Linked DNA regions of Homo sapiens: region 2 is linked to region 1. Evidence: chromatin contacts called from ENCODE Hi-C or POLR2A ChIA-PET data. All regions are on one chromosome and are shown on one strand. The core of a region is the stretch at or near the end of the contact, and the rest is flanking DNA. Distances in the headings are between cores, read along the strand shown.

The links. Hi-C counts contacts between places; a loop is a spot of excess contacts on that map. ChIA-PET counts read pairs that join two places held with the same protein, here RNA polymerase II (POLR2A). Pooled maps may share reads with other maps.
Region 2: a loop to region 1 is called in a map of PC-9, with 12 times the contacts of the local background. The contact joins two enhancer-like sites. A Hi-C loop is called at or near these places in 31 of 168 maps with a recorded cell type or tissue (CD4-positive, alpha-beta T cell, CD4-positive, alpha-beta memory T cell, CD8-positive, alpha-beta T cell and 20 more), 19 of 37 single-sample maps with no recorded cell type and 29 of 50 pooled maps. POLR2A ChIA-PET finds 5 or more read pairs at or near these places in 5 of 52 experiments (CD4-positive, alpha-beta T cell, CD4-positive, alpha-beta memory T cell, Caco-2 and 2 more).

What each region holds. Positions count from the first base shown.
Region 1 is chr2:168,962,811-168,966,976 of GRCh38, forward strand. ABCB11 (ATP binding cassette subfamily B member 11) reads right to left here. Exons shown (of 28, transcript NM_003742.4): 18 at 1,396-1,498. Among named protein-coding and RNA genes, the nearest start is that of G6PC2, 64 kb to the left of the region's middle. Within about 2 kb of position 1,686, at least 4 of the 41 ENCODE cell types and tissues checked have a DNase peak (open chromatin) inside an H3K27ac peak, as active enhancers do; they include PC-3 and PC-9, where a contact is called at or near this core.
Region 2 is chr2:169,090,597-169,094,535 of GRCh38, forward strand. It overlaps DHRS9 (dehydrogenase/reductase 9), which reads left to right. Exons shown (of 5, transcript NM_001376924.1): 4 at 1,194-1,357. Among named protein-coding and RNA genes, the nearest start is that of DHRS9, 23 kb to the left of the region's middle. Within about 2 kb of position 1,680, at least 6 of the 41 ENCODE cell types and tissues checked have a DNase peak (open chromatin) inside an H3K27ac peak, as active enhancers do; they include PC-3 and PC-9, where a contact is called at or near this core.

The DNA of each region.
Region 1 (4,166 bases), core at 436-2,935:
GAGTCTTTAGTGGCAGGATGCAGTAAGAAACTATGCTTGCTAAATGTGTTTTCTCTCACTGTGATTCATCCTGCTGCTCCTGAGAAAAAGTCTTCCATGGAATTTATTTAAAGCCTGTGTTAGAAATTGAGACCTCTGTTTATTCAGTATTAATACATTAAAAACAAAAGAGAACCCAATCACTCCCTTGTCATTTTCATACGGTCATAAAGAGTACTCTACTTTATTCCAAATTTGTCCATTATGAATCAATGTTTGTAATTACTGCCTAGTGGATTCACGTGTTGGAATTTTATTTAAGACAATTTGAAATTATATCATGCATAATGGATGTGCTTGTAATTTAAAAATTCTCTGACTTATTTGCTTTGATAAATCTTGCAGTTGGGGTTTTATTTTATTGTAGAAATTCATGTTTTCATTCTAATTTTTAAAATCTCCTGATGCCTTACTAAGTGCAAGGCACTGGGTTAGGTAACCAAGTTGATTCAAACACAAATAAGGTGTATCACTAACTTTCAGAGGCTTATAATTTAGAAAGGGGATAAGTCAACATGACTTTGATTAAGGCTCAATAAGAAAATTGCCATGAAAATTTTCTAACGAAGGGTGGTAGGGGAATGAACGTAAAAGTATCAGGGCTGACATGTAACGTGCAGTAATGAGGAAAGGCTTGGAGGAGAATGGGTGGTCTGTTTATGTGAAAATTAGACAATGTCTACAACAGCAGGACACCTGCATCCTTAGGAAGAAATTGTGTATTGCTATACATGTTGTTTGCTTTCCTAGCTCTTTAATTTTATGCTACCTTGAATTATGTTAAAATTGATAGTATTATTTTAAATGTATCTTAAAACCATTATAAAAATTGTATGAAATCAACAAATGTCTGTGAAACCTAATTGGCCTCCATTAATTCAAATATTTTGATAACTTGTAATAAGGGCTAGCCTATTCAAACACTTTTGTTGATCAAGGTATTTTTGCCAAAATTATTGTAATTTAAGAAAGAAATTTTAAAATTTGAGAAAAAAGCTTTCAGGTATTCTTAACAACTTTTATAAAAGGATTTCTACATATGAGCAAATAATCTGCTAAATATCTAGAATTCACACATTCTGTGTTTGTTAGAATAGTTTGTCTAAGACAATTAACCCTCCGAAGTCCAGTTTTCATTACCTTGTATTCTTAAAAATAATCAATTAACTAATCTGCATTAAAAATATTGTGTAAAACTTAGAGTTTTCATTAGGTCTTAATGCTCTGTCTTTTAGTCTGACTTGAAACACTGCTAGATATATACCTAGAAAACTCATATTCTCAGGCTTAAAGGGTACCCAACAGTCCCCAGGAGAGACTTCTTCCATTCCCCCCCATAAGCAGTTGGTGCCTGACCTTTCTATCTTCTTCATAGGTAGACTTATGATCTACAACAGCTAATGGAGGTTCGTGCACCAGGTAAGAAAGCTGAGACTTGGAGCGTTGCCGGATGGAAGCCCTGTAAATAAACAGAAAGATGAAACAGTGTAGACTGTGGCCAGATTGGAGCAGGATCAACTGGTGTCCAAGTTTACATTTCATATGTCAAATAAATAGAAATGTTTGGTAGGTCACATGGTAACCAGGAAAGGGAGCTTGCAGGTTAGGTTTGACAGAGCTAATCTTAGGGCAGAGCTAATCAGGTTGATTGCTCTGGGCCCTAAACTCTTGCAAGTGTTGGACCCAGATTCAGAGTGTAGTCAGGGAGGGAGAAAGAGAAAGGGAGCAAAGCTGTCCTACCAGTTCATCAAAAAACCACCTAAGGCTCAAATACTTTCCAAACCCACATGGTTCTGCTAATTGCTGCCTTGGCAACAGTCTATTTCCTTTACTTTCCTTCTGGCTTAGATTGTGGTCTTGATATCTTTCTCTCATACCTGATGTGTTCACTTTAGCATGGTTACAAATGATATGAGGAAATAGGGCCTCTGATGAGATTTTCTCCAGGCTATATACTACCCTGCATTCAGACATGCATGAATGAGTATCTTGTTGAAATATAATTTAGCTCAATGTGTTCATTCATTTATTCATTAATTCAACAGAAGCTTATTGGGCATCTACAACTTACAAACCAATGCCAGGTGATGTTGGGGACACAAAGACTAGCCAATAACAGATTTCTCCTTCAAAAAATTTAAACCTTATAGAAGAGGCCTGTACCACACCCTAAGGTAAAGAAGAATGTGGTAAGTGCTATTAGGCAGGTTTGAATAAAGAGTATGGAAAGTCAAAGGAAAAAGAAATGTATGGCAGGTGTTACCAAGGCAAGATTCATGGATGAGATGGCTAAGGTAGGATATGGGGATTTGTAGACTATAGAAAAGAGCATTTCTGACTGAGAGAATGTATAAACATAAGCATGGAGACAGGGGAGGACAGGGTTGCTTGCTGAATATACTGAGTACATGACAAGCATGGGAAGTGATTGGTTCAGACTCCACCCTCCTCTTCCCTCCCCCAGACTCCTGGGAAGGAGGCCCCCATTCTCCTCTAGGTTAATCTTAAAGTATTTAGTGCTGGGAGCTGTTGACAATTATGTTGAGACCTTCAAAAAAAGAAGCTTTCTGAAAAATGAAGCCAACAGTGAAATAGTAGAGCTGAGAAAGGAAGAGAGAGAAACTATTTTCTAGCTTGGACATATCACTGAAGCTCTAGCCTTGCCTGAAGCCAAAGCATCTTTGGAATATTTAGTTATATGAGCTGATTCTGTCTCTCTAAAGGTAAATCCAAGTTGGGTTAGGTTTTCAGTCATTTGTAAACAGTCTTAATGGTTAAGAGGCAATGCTGAAGACTGTGTTTTAGAAAGAATCACCTGAAGTAAATGGTGTAAAGAGAGAGATGTGAGTGATGAGGAGACCTGCATCAACTGTTTTAGTGCCATCTAGATGAATCCATTCACATATCTTTCTCTACCATTTTGCATCCAAGTGAAATTTCACCAAAACAAATATCAAGGTGGTGCCTGCCTACTATATGCTCATCTAGCCTTCCAGAGAAGGCAGTAATGTATCAACTGAGTTGCTCCAATTTGTTCCCATTTTCTGTTAATGGCACTTCCATCCTCTTAGTCACCCAGGTTCAACACCATGCAGTTTCCTCAAGCCCTCCCTCTTCCTTGCTCTTGCACATTCAGACTCTTGCCAAGACTCATTATGACCAGGCATTAAACCACTCCTCAACGCTACTCCCTGCCACCAAACTTCTGGGACACCTCCAGAGACTCCCTCCCACCTAGCCTGAAACTACACAGCAATGAAGTCATTTCTCCCAGTTAGGTAACAGAGGTCAGGATGTCTTCTCCAGAAGGTGTGCAGAATAGGCTTGTGTCAGCTGGTGAGAACAAGGTGCTTGATAGGAGGAGACTTAAGGTCAAGGACCTAAAAAGCAAATGCAGAGCAATGGATGCCAAGGTAGGAGTTTGTGGAGCAGGAGAGGCCATCAACATATGACTGACTACCTTCCAGTTCTGAGTATGGGAAGACCTATGTCCTTGGCCCCTTGGATATCTACTTTATATTTTTTAAGTCTCTCTCTTTCACCATTCTCCAGATCATTCGAGCTGTCTAGCCTAGGCTGTCATGAGGCCATGGGCAGTGCATGTGCTAGGCAGGTTTACCTCTCTCATCCACTAGAAACACCATCCCTTTTCAGAAACTGACAACATCTGTCTCTCCCCTTCTCTGAAGCTGTGTACCACTTCTCACTGCAAATAAAAACAACTAACTTGGGGGACTAAATACTATCTTTCTCAACATTATTATTTAGGAAATTTGTGGCTGTTATGTATTAAATTGTTCTTGAATTTAAAATATATTGCTGAAAAGGAACTTAGCCATCAGAAAAACTGAAACCAAAGAAACAAGATACATATTAACACTTCATTTAGTCATCTTTTAACGACAACAAGAAAAATCCGTCAGCATGTACAATGAGATATTTTAACAGACTTTCATACTCAAATGTACAAATCTTTCTCTGCAGGAGGTTAATAGCTACTTTCTGTGTGTAGATCGTATTTCTGGATTTCTCATCCTAATCACCAAAATGTAACATTTGTGAGAAATTATAGCCAAATTAATGTTCACATTAAAATGGTTAACTAGTTCTAATAATAAACTGCAAAT
Region 2 (3,939 bases), core at 430-2,929, 130 kb after region 1:
AATAGAGCTTTTAAAAATCTTATGGTGAAGAGTTTTATAAAATGAATAAATACTTCCTTATATTATATATTCCTGGTAGGAAAATAAATCAAATTTAGGAAACGACTATTCATATACTGGTTTGCTGTACAGGTGGTCCCTGACTTGCAATGTTAAACATGACTTTTCAACTTTACAATGGTGTGAAAGTGAGATGCATGCATTACAAACTTTTCTTAGAATTTGGAATTTTGATCTTTTACCAGCAGCAATATGTACAATACTCTCTCGCGATGCTGTGCAGTGGCAGTAAACCCCAGCTCCCCGTCAGCCGTTGCAATCACAGGGCAAAGAACTGCTATGCTGCAGGGCACTGTGTGGCCAGATGATTTTGCCCCATTGTGGGCCAATGTAAGTGTCCTGAGGACGTTTAATGTAGGCTAGGCTAAGCCATGATGTTTGACAGGTTAGGTATATTAGATGCATTTTTTGACATAGGATATTTTCAACTTACAATGAGTTTATCAGGATGTGACCCCACAGGAACATCTGTATATTGGTTTGCTTTAAAGAAAGGGGCACCATGATTCCTGTAAAACCTTGATGCCTAGGGAATGAGTAGGCTTTTAGTTTTCTGCTGCAGCATGATATAAAATAAAATAAAATAAAATAAAATAAAATAAAATAAAATAAAATAAAATAAAATAAAATAAAATAAAATAAAACTTGCTCAACAGCATAGGGAGCAGGTTAGTCACATCAGGGATTATCGTATTGTGTCCTTCAGCACATCCTCATTTGTGCTGCAATCTCCTTATGTTGCTAGAATGGAGGTGAACTTGTCCATCCAGGCTATCATTAGTTCATTTCACCATAAGGTGGTTTAAGTACTGATAAGAAACCTGTTCATAACCTGAATGTCCACTTAGTCAATGATGAGAGCGTGGAGAACACTCTAGGAAGAACAACAGTGGACTGGGGGTGGTGTCCACCCAGATCCCTTTCCTGTCCTGCCGTTAACTAGTCCTCACTTCACCACTCTGAACCTCAGTTTCCTCACTTGCAAAATGAAAGGGAGAGAGAATAAGATATTTCTTTCAAATGCACCCAAATCTGTGATTCCATGAAAAGATTCGTGAGAAAATAGTCACTCAAATAGCAAATATTTTCTAAACAAACCCGGATTAAACATCTTCAATGGGTTCTTTTCACAGACGGGACATGAAAGCTTTTGGTGTGCACGTCTCATGCATTGAACCAGGATTGTTCAAAACAAACTTGGCAGATCCAGTAAAGGTAATTGAAAAAAAACTCGCCATTTGGGAGCAGCTGTCTCCAGACATCAAACAACAATATGGAGAAGGTTACATTGAAAAAAGTGAGTTTCCGGGCGGTGCCAATGTCCTCTAGAATTCTTTGTCCTGAACAGCATGAAGGAGATTCAAATACAGATGAAATAACAAGGTTCTGAGTAATACCCCAATAAGGATCTTAACCATGGATCAGGGATCTCCTATTAATTTCAGTGTCATCTCTTGCTTCTGTTTATAAACATTTACTGAGCAATTACAAACTGCCAAGTTATCTGCTAAGTGTCTTATGAATTATATTATTTACTCCTCAAAAACTATTAGAGTAATGAGCAGAGGCTTGAGAAAGTGAAATGTCCTGCTCAAGATTACACAACACCTCCTAGTCATGCCTGGACCTGAGCCCAGGAAGGCAAGTCGAGCCACGGTCTTCACCTTTGCCATACCTCCTCTTTTCCTCAAGCACCAGCTGTACACTTGGCATTAAGGATTTATGGTGGTTACAAAAGATGGAAAAGGTTCAGCCTCTGACCTTTAGTTTACAACCTAGTTGACAACAAGAAGTAACCAAGCGAGAATGTAAAACAATGAAATAATGTAGCACACAATAAAATTAATCCTTTACTTCTTAGGTGTAATCTAACAGCCCAGAAATGGTGCTAGATGGTGTGGTTTCTAATTCCCCAGGGAATTTAGACCAGGAAAAGAGCATGGCTGGTTAAGCCCTAATGGGGCAGGTCAGGTTTGAATAAGAGGAAAGGACAGGAAATAATTACTTGGGTGGAAACTTTCTGGAGCAGGAACACATGGAGGAGAAGATGGAAGACACCAGGAGCCTTCCTGGTCAAGAGATTGAGTCAGAGATGGGAGAATAATAATAAAGATGACATAATGACAACTAACAAATAGTAAATATTTACTATGTACTTGTCACCATTCTAAGTGCTTTACAGGGACACTCATTTAAAATCCCCCAAAAAACTCTTATTATCGTCTTCATTTTATAGAAATAGAGGCATAGAGAATAACTTACCAAAATTGTACCACCAGTAAGTGGAAGAGCTAGATTTGGACCCAGGCAGCCTGACCGTGCCATTTATGCTTGGCCATGGCACTATAATGTGAACAAGGCATTAAGGACTTTGGTTACACTCCTGTTATCAGGCTTTCCCCTCCGCCACAAACTTCTTGGGTCGGTTAAAGTTTACTTGATATTCCTCAAGTACTCACTGACCTCCTGCTTTGAGTTGAGCAGGGTTCCACCTAACTATGGGTAGTTCTTTCCCTCCAAACTGTGCTCAGGCCTCTTAATCAGTGGACTTGGTAAGACTGTCAACTGTGGCAAGGTTCATGGTCAGGAGTTTTCAAGGCAGAGCTGAAAGCCAAGTCAGACCCACCTGGAGAGGTTTTTAAAATGACTGACTCCTCCAACCACCATTACCCTAAACACACACACACGCACACACACACACATGCACACACACAGAGGTACACACATTATCTATATATCAACTGAAATGTCTGGTCTTACAAACATCTTAGTGCTGACATGCCACTATAGGTTTAGAGCCACTGCCATCAAATACTCTACTTTTCAGTTCCTGACTCTGAAGGTTCTATGTAGGTTCCATCTAAGATGGAACTTAATACTTCAGAAACAAAACCCCTCATTTAAAAGAGCTTTCTCTGTTTGATATTGATACCGATACTTTTTAAATGCCTTTGAATATATCACTGACTTCCATCTCCAATTATTTTTGGCTTGGTTCCTGGTTCATGTGTTCTGTCTCAGAAATACCAAAAGGCATTGAGCTCAGTTTTACACTGGTTGTTCTCACTAGAGTTTTCAAGTCAGGACTTGGAGATCAGCCAAAGTCACGGTCCCAAAGTAGACCACAAATTGAAGGTCATCTTTTCTTAATTTCCCAAGCTGGGATAGTAGGAGTTTAAAATAGCCACTAAGACTTATTAGGTTCTTTGAACAACTTGTGGCCAGTGGGACTTGAAGTTGAAAGAAAGATCTAACATCATAGACTTTCCCTTGAGAAGACACAGCTCAGGTATGGTTTAAAAGTATGTGAGAATCATATGATAGCTCTACTTTGAATTTGGGGGGGAAATCTCTATGCCATTTTCCATAATGACTGTACTAATTTACATTCTCACAAACAGTATACAAGAGGTTTTCTCCATGCCCTTGTCAATACTTGTTATCTTTTGTCTTTTGATAGTAGCCATTCTAACAAATGTGAGGTGATATCTCATTTTGGTTTTAATTTGCATTTCCCTGATGATTAGTGGTGACAAACATTTTTTTCATATACCTGTTGGCCATTTGTATCTTCTTTTGAGAAAAGTCTGTTCAGATTCTCTTCCCATTTTTAATCAGGTTATTTCTTTTCTTGCTGTTGAGTTTCTTATACATTTTGGATATTAACTGTGCCTAAGATATAAAGTTTGCAAATATTTTTTCCCATTCTGTATGTTTTCTCTTCACTCTTTCAACTGTTTCCTTTGCTGTGCAGAAGCTTTTTAGTTGGATACAGTCCCACTTATCTAGTTTTGCTGTTGTTTAGCTTTGTGTTTTTGGGGTCATATCCAAAGAAATCATTGCCCAGACCAATGTCAAGAAGTATTTCCTTTATGTTTT